Linked DNA regions of Homo sapiens: region 2 is linked to region 1. Evidence: read pairs that join two places in POLR2A ChIA-PET (ENCODE). Cell type or tissue: Panc1. All regions are shown on one strand. Each heading gives the region's core, and the rest is flanking DNA. Links, peaks and the distances in the headings are about the cores only. Region 1 overlaps PLCE1 (phospholipase C epsilon 1). Region 2 overlaps NOC3L (NOC3 like DNA replication regulator).

Region 1 (5,382 bases), core at 111-5,110:
AGGTAACTGAGAGTTTGTAGTTAAGATCTTGGACTCCAGACTCAGTGGACACGGTTCAAGTCCTGGCTTAATAATAGAACCTTCCACATAGTATTATTGGGAGGATTAAAGGAGGCTATCACATAGGGCACTTAGCACCATGGGGTGCTTAGAAAGCTTTTAAGAATGGTAGCTGCTAAAACATACAATCCTTTAAAGTTGGACTTTGGAGTAAGGAGTGCGCTTCGACAACCAGCAGTAGCTGCCAGCAGTTTAGACTGAGAATGGCTCTGTGCAGCCAAGCCTCCTAAAGCCACCTGGAAGCTCTCCAGTCTGGACTTTGAAAATTTAAATATTTTTCAAATTTATTTTTGACCAAGTTTAAAGAAAAGGGATTCCCACAGTGTGAAAGGGGCTGCCATAGCTTTGCCGTTTCCCCTAAGGAAGGGCCTGAGGGAAGCTTCTTTTTGTTGGTGGAAGAAATGAGGGGAGAGGGCAAGAGTTTGGGGTAGGGAAGAACTGGACTGGAAGCTGAGTCTGGTCCTCTTTAGTCTGCCTCTTCAGGCCCCCATCCCCGGCCACCTATTCCTCTTCTGTAAAACCAGGGCGCTGGACTAAGAGGCCCTTCCTGTGCCGACATTCTGTGAAACCATAAACGCTTGTCTTGAGCTACAGTTTAATGTGAGCCCTCAGGGCCCTTGTAAGTCTGGGCCATTGGAAAGATGTCTCCGCATCTTTCATGTGAGTCAAGAGGTGGCTTTGTCTTTTATCTTGTCTGGTGTCCATACATCCCAGCTTTAAATTCCTCTTAAAATTTGGAGCCAGGGAAAAATTTCTCTTGCTGCTTAAATCTTCACACTGTTTCTGATTGGACAATGCCAATGATACACCTCAGGGTATTTCTGTTATTGTTTCATTTGCCAAGAATCTCAGAGCTAAATGCAGTGACCAGCAATTGCGGCTTCCTTCAAACAAGTCAGGTCTCAAAATCTATCTTAAAACTGTATGTTGCTGTTTAATTTTATGTACTTTAATGGAGAAGCCACATCAAATCCATTTGTGGCATTAAACAGGAAAAATCACCCATGCAGAATGACATAGTAAATAAATGCAGAAATGAATGAATACCCCTCCTCACTGTCAGCTGGCTCCTTCTCTGCCCCTAGTGAGTATGAAATTACAACAACAATAACAAATAAAATGTATAAAGGACCTACTCTGGACCAGTCACTGTTCTAAGTAGTTTATGTATATTTTCTCATTCAACAATCTTGTGTTTGGGGGTACTATTATTGTATTTATTTAAACATGAGGACAGGCAGGATTTGGGGGGACATTAGACCCTGCAAAATTCTTTGGCTTTGGGGGTCCTAGTGGTAGAGAGGCTTTGCCCCATCTGGTACTGGCTTGTTTATGTGGCTAATTAGTAAGCTAACCAAAGTCAAACAACCAAGAAAAAGACAAGGAGGAGGAGGGGAGAATTGATGACCACAGAAGGCAGGAAAACCCTCTCTGGCTTCTGACTATCCTGAGATCTACTCTGAACTCCGGTACTGACTTGAGGAATCTGTGGCGTCTCAGAGGCAGTCCATATTTTGGAATGTGTTTGGGGGTAGAGCTGTGCTTGGAGGAGTCATCCCGAGTTCCTGCAGACAGGACTGTTAGGAGGCCAGCTGGGCTGCAGGGTGTTCCACATGTCCATTGAGGCACCCTGCCTACACCTGATGAGTTTGTAGAAACATTCCCCAGCGGTTGCCTGACTTCCAGGGCTGGCACTAAAGGGGGAACTAGTCAGCCCATCTGACCATGAGTCCTAAATAGTTCCCATGGAATATTCAGTGCTCTGCACTTACTTCTCTTAGCACTGAATGCCAGAACGGCCACTAGCAGGGGCAGGATGGGAAACTGTAGTAGCCTGTCACGAGCAGGCTGATCATCCAGGGCCTGGCCTGGAAGACAGACTGGGTAAGTATAGTCTTCATTTGGCCATTGTGCTCAACTGGCAATGTGCCCACAGTCAATATGCAGATGTCTAGATGTGGCCAAATAATAATACAATTTTAAAAAACAAATAATCGAGAATTTGCATGTTCAAAATATCTCTCAGTCAACAAATATTTGTTGAGCCATCCCCTGTGCCCAGTACAATGCCAGATCCTGGGGGCATGGCAGCAAGCAAGCTCGTTGGGGACCTGCTGATTGGGAGCTCACAGTGAGCAGGCAGGCATGTGATTATTCTGCAGGCAGTGACTTCTGGTGTGGTTAAGTGCTGTGCTGGGGAAGCTTTGTCTTTTGGAATCTCTTTGGGTAGCTCTTTAATCTGGAGATGGTATCATTGCTCAAAACATTTTTGGAGCTGCCCTTTAGGAATTGCCTTTAGAACTGATTTGGGTCACACAGTAAAATCTATCTCACTTTTATTTTACGGCCACACCCAGCTTGTGACCAAAAATGGTATTGCCCAGCTTGACGACCCATTTTATTTTCTAGTCTTGGCTCTGATTTGCTTGTAAGCCAAAATTACATCCACCCTTTAAAGATGGATATTTATGACCACTGAGCATATTAGCAGTAATTTGGATAATTTTGAAGCAATTTCTCACTTGCCTAAGCTCCCATTGTCCTTTATATCTCTGTTGTAACACTGTCCAATCTCTCTTGCAGCTGAATTACCTCCTTCTGCCTGTGTTTTCCCCACTAGGGTGGGGGTCTTGGAGGATAGGCCCATATGTCTACACTCTCTGCAGTGCCCAGCACGGAGCACATGTTCAAAATGTGTATTTATTATAATTGAATGTATGGGTTGAATTGAAAGGAATCCAAGAGGTGTCTCAGGATTGCTCTGAGTAACAGGAGCACTGTTGGAATGATGGGCAGCCCAGTGGGCTCTGGAATCTCACAGGTCTGCCTCCAGTCCCTATTTGTCCCCTTGACCAGCTGTGTGGCCCTATGCAAATCATTCATTCCCTCAGATCCTTCATTTCCTCATCTGTGGAATAGAGATAATAATACTTGCCTTACTGGGGCTATTATAAGGACAAGTGGAATATTCACATAGTGCCCTAAGCACAGTGCCTAAATGGAGGTGATTAGTATTCTTGTAATATTGGAGCGAATTCTTGTTTGGATGCATAAATTCTGATTAAAAAAAAATAACTCACCCAGAAGTCACATTATTTAAAATCATTTGCTGGCCAAACACAGTGGCTCATGCCTGTAATCCCAGCCCTTTGGGAGGCCAAGGCATGAGGATTACTTGAGCCCAGGAGTTCGAGACCAGCCTGGGAAACATAGTGAGACCCTGTTGCTATAAAGTTTTTTAAAAAATTAGCCAGGTGTGGTGGCTTGCACCTGTGGTCCTAGCTACTCAGGAGGCTGAGGTGGGAAAATCACTTGAGCCTGGGAGATCGAGGCTGCAGTGAGCTGTGATCACGCCACTGCACTCCAGCTTGGATGACAGAGCGAGACCCTGTCTCAAAAAAAAAAAAAAAAAAAAAGAAAAATCATTTATCATAGAAAATGTATTCTGCAAGGAACCCTAGAGCCCATCTAAGTCCAACCTCCTAATTTTCTTTTTCTTTTGTAGAGAGAGGGTCTTGCTCTGACATCCAGGCTGGAGTGCAGTGGTGTGATCACAGCTGTAACCTCAAACTCCTGGGCTCAAGTTATCCTCCTACCTCAGCCTGTCAAGTAGCGGAGACTACAGGCGCACACCACCATGCCCAGCTAATTTTAATGTTTGTAGAGGTGGTGGGGGAGGGGTCTTACCATGTTGCCCAGGAAGGCCTTGAACTCCTGACCTCAAGCCATCCTCCCACTTCGTCCTCCCAAAGTGTTGGGATTACAGGCATGAGCCACCATGCCTGTCCCCAACCTCCTAATATTAATGAGATTCAAAAAGGGAAGTGGACTGACTAAAGTCATTGGTTCATGACAGAACTGGGCCAGGCCAGAGCTCTTTTCATGTGACGTTTGATACTTACCCCTACATTTGGAGGTGCCACCTTCCTTGCAAGGGCCTTGCATTTAGGCCAGGAGCTCGGATACTGGCACTTCTGGACAATGGTAGCCAAGAATTTAGGATATGCACTTGGGGAGCCACAGCACATGCTTTGCACACCCTTTTGCAGCAACACTTTGTCCCTCTGCAGGGTGTTGAGCATGCTGCTGTGGTTGTGTAGCTCACAAAGCTGGCATAAGCAATACAAACTGGTGGTTAGGAAGCATGCTGACAAACCTGGTACCATTACCTAATAGCTTACCACTACTTGATCTCTCTGAGCTTCACCTTCTTCACCTGTAGCATAGGAACAATAATGGAATCCACCCTATAGGGTTGTTGTGAAGGTTAAATGAGATAATGCATGAAAGTGCTTACACATTGCCTGGCACAGGATAAACACTTCTTAAAATTTACTATTATGATCAGTAATACATCCAAACCAAATATTCTGCCTCTGGCATCTCCACTAGTCTCAAGCTAACCTCTAATCTGCAATGAAGCCTTACCAGGTCTCTCTTCCAAGCAGGTGCTGTTGACAGACTTTTACCCCTCCCTTCACAAACATGACCTCTCACATCTCCTGTTTCACCCCAACCATGGACCACAAGATCCTAAAGTAATCAATAGCAGTTGCCCATCAATAATAGGGCTAGGAACTCCTGGGTTTTCTTGTTCATCATCAGTTATAGGAAGAAAAATTGGCCACTGGCTTAAACAAATACTGTCTTTCTTAGGAGTTGTCTTTACTTTGAAGGCACTTAGACCCTTGGGAGGCTCTGCTATTCTGCAGCATGGCAGGTGCCCACATACCTGGATGGCTGCCTTCTATTATTATTCCCTTGATACTGGGTTCTTTGCACATGTATACACTTTGGGTTCTATTTGCTACCCTTTTTTTTAAACTTGACTAAAACAGTGAGTAATTGGGAAGTTCTGAATTTCTATTTGGAAAACAAATTGATGAGATCAGAAAAATCCAAGTAATCCTAAATTTACAGAAGCCAGATTACTAAAACGCAAGGACATTTTTTTGTAATGTAGAAAAGTTATGTTTCACAGAGGTTTTTGCAATGCCCTGACTCTGGATCGCAGCCCTCCCTCGATTCTGGGTATTACATCATTTCATTTCAGCTAATGTAAACACTCATCACCCTGCACGTTGCAGGATTTTTCACTGTGATTTGAGATTGGGCTTCATTCAGTGGGTCGTGGTGATTAATGGTTTCAGAAGGAAGTGCAGCAGGAAGAGACTTTGCAGGAATGGAAGAGGTGAGGCAGCTCCACGTGAGATTCTGCAAAGGGATTAAGATTTGGCACCAGGCTTGGTTTCTGTGCAGCCTCTTAGGCAGAGAGCCCCAGGAGAGGGAAGCAGGCTGTCAGCTGTGGCTTTGCACGCTCTC
Region 2 (5,382 bases), core at 326-5,325, 250 kb after region 1:
TGAAACCATCTTGAAACAGGGCTTACTAAAGTCTCCTTGGATAAGACTCAACAGAAATGTACCTGATAACAAATCCTCTGAAGAGTGTTAGGGAAAGATTTCAATAAAGGGAAAGGTTTCAGTAAATCTTCCACAACTGCACCCTACAGAACTGACACTGTTTTCTGCTTCCTTAGAAAATGTACCTCAACAGCTTAAAGAATAGTAACAGCAAAGTAAAATGTAGCATACTAACACAGGAATTCTAAAAAAGGCAGCCCCAGAACAAAATATAATTAAGTACTCTGGCAATAACAACTATTTGAAGAAAAACTGGAAAACAATTATTCACAAACATCCCCAAAAAGAAAAAAACCAGGGCCACTCTTACCCGCAGAGCATGCAGTTCCCACAGAGCAGTGTTCTGAGCATTGCAGTACTCAGGCTCATCCAGTTCAGGAAGGAAAACTCCACTTCCCTGAGATTCACTGTCAAGCAGTAGATCTGTTTTGGGGAAAGTCTGCAAAAATGTCACATAAAAAGAATTGGTTAAATTAACATTGTTAATATAAGAGGTGTTACTGGTTTGTAGTTGTATTTGCATTTAAATTTATGGTTGTATAAGAGCTTTGCATAAAGTCTTTACACCTAGATTTAATAAAAAACAATTTAAGTTTATATAGTAAGAACAAGAGTTGCAAAAAAAAATTTTATCTTTGCTTGCTTTGAAAATTAATTTTATCTTGCAAAAGAAAAAAATATGCTTCTCACCTTGCAATCACACTTTTAGAAATCTGATAGAAATAATTACATCAGATAAATACATAAAGATATTCACTATAGCATCATTTGTAATAGCAAAAAAAGAAATAACCTATATCAAGAGAAATAGAAAGAAGCAGAAAAACCAGACTGCCTACATTTGAATATCACTTCTACCACTGACTGGCACTGCTACTCAAGCCAAGACACTTAACCTCTCTGGACCTCAGTTTTCCCACATGTACAATAGGAACAAGAATAGTAGCTACCTCAGAGTTATGAAAATTAAATTTTTGTAAGGCATTTATAACTGGAAGGCACATAGTCAGAACTATGGTGTTTGTTAAGCAAAGAATTAAATAAACCTTACATAAAGAGAGTAGTGACATTATAATGTGTTTACCATGATTAAATGCTAAGGTTAAAAAAGTGGTAGAATATATAGCATAATCCTCTTTCCATTAAAATACAAAGTTGAGTTGTTTCTATGTGTATGTGTTTATATATGAACTTTAAAAGGCTGCTGGAAAAATACCCACCAAATGGTAAATGGATACCCACCTAATGACACTGAGAAGTGTCAATAGGTATAAAATGCTTTTTTTCAATTTTATATACCTCTTTTGTCACCTGATTTTGTTACAAGTGTGAATTACTTCTGTAATTGAAATAATATAAAAGGGGGGAAAAGACATGCCTCAAACAAAAAAAATCATTGCATTATAAGAACTTAGCTCTGTTCATTTGTATCACTACTTACATGCATTAATATTCTGGTAGTTGCTAAAATGCCAATACTTGAATTTGGAAGAACATGAAGAGCAAGGGTACAAAGGCGTTTGATGAAGGCAAGAGCTCGCTGCTGAGAAACTTGCTTTCTGCGCTTAGTTAGCATGACATCAAGGCACTGGAGTACAATCTCAACACCTTCATTGGTAGCACCTAAAACAGCAGACATATTCTTCAGAGCTGTTCTCATTACTTTTTCATTACGCAACTGGACTGAACTTCAGATAAACCCAAGATAAACTTTTGTACCTGTCCCAAACCATTTCTCTAATCAATGAGGTAGTGCTATACTGCTAAGGAGATACAGCGGGCTATACTTACTGCATCTCCAGTCAATTCCAGAAGCTCTTTCTCCAAGTCTTACATAAGATTAAATACAGATGCATGGCACTGGAAAGTCACCATTTTATGTACCTGTTCCTATTTCTCATTTGTCTACAATGATGGGTCATAACATATTCTTAAAACATAAATACATATAAAAGAAACATTATCTAAACATACATACCTGCATGTAATTTGAACAGTGTTTTGTAGAGATGTGTGTAGAATTTCAATGGATCAATATTCAGAACATCACCTTTGAAATGACAACAAACACCAATTAGGTATGTTATAGCATTCAAAGGTAAGGCAAACAAAACTTGATTAAGAAAATATCATACCTTGTCCAGAAAGAATATGAAAAGCAGTCTGGACACAGTGAAGACTTTCTTGATAGCTTAGGTCCTTTAAAAAAAAAAGGGGGGGGTGAGGGGGATGGAATATTAAGAATGGTAATTGCCATTTATAGCTTTAAAAAAGAACTTTAAGGCCAGGAGCAAAGACTCAAGCCTGTAATCCCAGCAATTTGGGAGGCTGAGGCAGGCAGATCATTTGAGCCCAGGAGTTCAAGACCAGCTTGGGCAACATGGCAAAAACCCATCTCTCAGGGCCGGGCGCGGTGGCTCACGCCTGCAATCCCAGCACTTCAGGAGGCCGAGGCGGGCAGATCACGAGGTCAGGAGATCAAGACCATCCTGGCTAACACGGTGAAACCCTGTCTCTACTAAAAATACAAAAAATTAACCGGGCATGGTGGTGGGCGCCTGTAGTCCCAGCTACTCGGGAGGCTGAGGCAGGAGAATGGTGTGAACCCGGGAGGCGGAGCTTGCAGTGAGCCGAGATCACGCCACTGCACTCCAGCCTGGGTGACAGAGCAAGACTCCCTCTCAAAAAAAAAAAAAAAAAAAATTTCTACAAAAAAATAGAAAAATTAGCCAGGTATGGTGCCCCACATCTGTAGTCCCAGCTACTCAAAAGGCTAAAGTGGGAGGATCACCTGAGCCCTGGAAGGTCAAGGCTGCAGTGAGCTGTGATTGCACCACTGCACTCCGGCCTGGGCAACTGAGTGAGACCCTATCTCAAAAAAGAAAAAAAAGACCTATAAAGGTTATCTTTAAGATAACCTAGTATGAGGCAGATTTACAGGGTGACTATAGTTTACAATAATCTATTATCTATTTCAAAATAGCTAGGAGGGAAGAATTTGAATGGTTGTCACATAAAGACACATATTTAAGGTGACTGATATCCCAAGTAAAATATTTACAAACTATATTATATGAATATATTTAATTATCACATATACCCTGAAACCATGTACATCTATTATGCATCAATTTAAAAAAAAAAAAAAGAAAACAGGTCAGACAACCCTCCTGCTTAAAACTCTCCAATGGTTGAAAACGTTCTACATCTTGACTGTGGTGGTAATCATATGATCATAGGCCTTTGTCAAAATTCATAAACTGTACATCTAAAAGGGGTTTTACTGTATACAAAATATATCTCAATAAACCTGAAAAATTTTTAAAATAGTAATTACCATTTATATCTTTTAAAAAATAATTTATTATTACTTACACCAGACTCAATGAGAGTATGAAGAACTACTAACAGATCATCAAAAAATTCCACATTTATAAGGTGAGCAAACCTGGAATCAAACAAAACAGTTAATCAGTGAACTAAAAGCAGAAATAAAGCTGGTAGAAATTAAGCTTGACTTTAAAACTGTATTTTTAATATTCTTTATTTCGAAATGTTAGCTATGAAAGACATGGCAATTATTGATACTTTTCATTAATTCAGATTGGCCTCTTCAACAATTCATACACCATTGAACACTAAACTCAGTAGAAATATATAAGGCACTGAACAAACCAAAAATATTTCAAAAATCCTTCTGCACTGAGAAAGAAATTACTAGAAGCAAACAACTTCCTGAGGAAAGTTTAGGAGGTATCCGGCAGGATCGGCTTCTAAGAAAACAGGTGGTGGGAAGAGAGACAAGGAAAGATTCTGCTACTTACAAGAATATGGACCTTATGACAGCTTTAAGGATAAAATGGAAAGAATACTGGACCCCAGTATCTAGTTCAGGCTCTGCTCTTAATTACCTGCGTGATCCTAGGTAACTCACTTCACTGTCCTGGGCCTCTATTTGTAGAAATAACTGAGACCACCCAATAGGGTTAAAGAAGAATCATATGAGCTGCTAAATTTGAGAGTTACTCCATATACTATAGTAGACACTGAAGTAGGTTAAAGTCAGGACATCTCTTCAATATTAGCAAGAAGTCTTTGATCTATGTAAATCTTAGAAGAATAAAAGACCTTATGAGTGACATATTCCATGCATATCGGTACAACTTTTTGGAGAAGCAATCTGACAATTATTTATCAAAATTTAAAATGAGCATACCCTTTGATCTGGCACTACATGCACACACATGCATGAAGATACACACACACACACACACACACACACACACACGTGCGCAAGTATTCCCAGTGCAAATAGGCGACTGACCAAATAAAGTACAATATATCTATAAAATGGAGCACTATAAATTTTTTAAAAATTAAGTGATATATATGTGATAAGGGAGAGGTACCAAAAGTAACTGTTTACAAAACCAAAAAAAAAAAAAAAAGCAAGTTACAGGACACTAAACATAGCATGATTCCATTTGCATGAAAGATGGCAGGCAGGCCCGGTGCGATGGCTCATGCCTGTAATCCCAGCACTTTGGGAGGCCGAGGCGGATGGATCACCTAAGGTCAGGAGTTCGAGACCAGCCTGGCCAACATGAGGAAACCCCATCTTTACTAAAAATACAGAAATTAGCCAGGTGTGATGGCACATGCCTGTAGTCTCAGCTACTCGAGAGGCTGAGGCAGGTGACTGCTTGAACCTGGGATGTGGAGGTTGTAGTCAGCTCAGATTACGTCACTGCAACCCAGCCTGAGCAACAGAGCAAGACAGTGTCTCCAAAAAAAAAAAAAAAGGTGGCAGATGGCACGCAGACAGACTACATACATATATAGGAGGGGGAGCTTGCAATTTTAAATTGTATATTCTTTTGCATTATTTAAATTTTTTAAATGACCATATATTATTTTTTAAACTTTTTTAAATAAAGGAATTAGTTATTAAAAAACAAATAGCTGGGTCGAGCATGGTGGCTCACGCCTGTAATCCTAGCACTTTGTGAGGCCAAGGCTGGAGGATGACTCACTCAGGAGTTCAAGATCAGCCTGGGCAATATGGTGAGAGCTTGTCTCTATTTAAAAACAAAAATAAAAACAGCAAGTCCTACACAATGTAGGAATAATCCCTTCTCTGACCAGCCTCTCTGAAGATTTTTAACCACAAGGACCGTATCACCATATAAGGAAATGCATACCATTGCCAAATAGCTCCAGTTATTAGAAAGTAATTTCTTATGATAAACAGAACTTGCCTTTTCTATATCTTCTAGCCATCAGTCCTATTTCCAACTCTATTCCTAAAGTTGTACTGCCCAA

What was found. ChIA-PET counts read pairs that join two places held together with the same protein. Peaks named below come from ENCODE experiments on the same cell type or tissue, not always from the same donor. Only the 100,000 strongest peaks of a DNase experiment are listed, where the experiment ranks them.
Region 2: POLR2A ChIA-PET joins it to region 1 with 6 read pairs; 3 of 35 experiments call an interaction of 5 or more read pairs at or near these places.

What each region holds. Positions count from the first base shown.
Region 1 is chr10:94,083,895-94,089,276 of GRCh38, forward strand. The region is part of intron 2 of PLCE1 (phospholipase C epsilon 1); the gene reads left to right. It overlaps PLCE1-AS2 (PLCE1 antisense RNA 2), which reads right to left. Exons shown (of 8, transcript NR_120616.1): 7 at 4,242-4,307. Among named protein-coding and RNA genes, the nearest start is that of PLCE1-AS2, 22 kb to the right of the region's middle. In Panc1, for the core only: no CTCF peak of the experiment used is centred there; no DNase peak of the experiment used is centred there; H3K4me3 peaks cover 551 bases; H3K27ac peaks cover 2,057 bases.
Region 2 is chr10:94,338,238-94,343,619 of GRCh38, forward strand. NOC3L (NOC3 like DNA replication regulator) reads right to left here. Exons shown (of 21, transcript NM_022451.11): 14 at 3,436-3,508; 15 at 2,196-2,259; 16 at 2,039-2,110; 17 at 1,502-1,683; 18 at 371-499. Among named protein-coding and RNA genes, the nearest start is that of NOC3L, 22 kb to the right of the region's middle. In Panc1, for the core only: no CTCF peak of the experiment used is centred there; no DNase peak of the experiment used is centred there.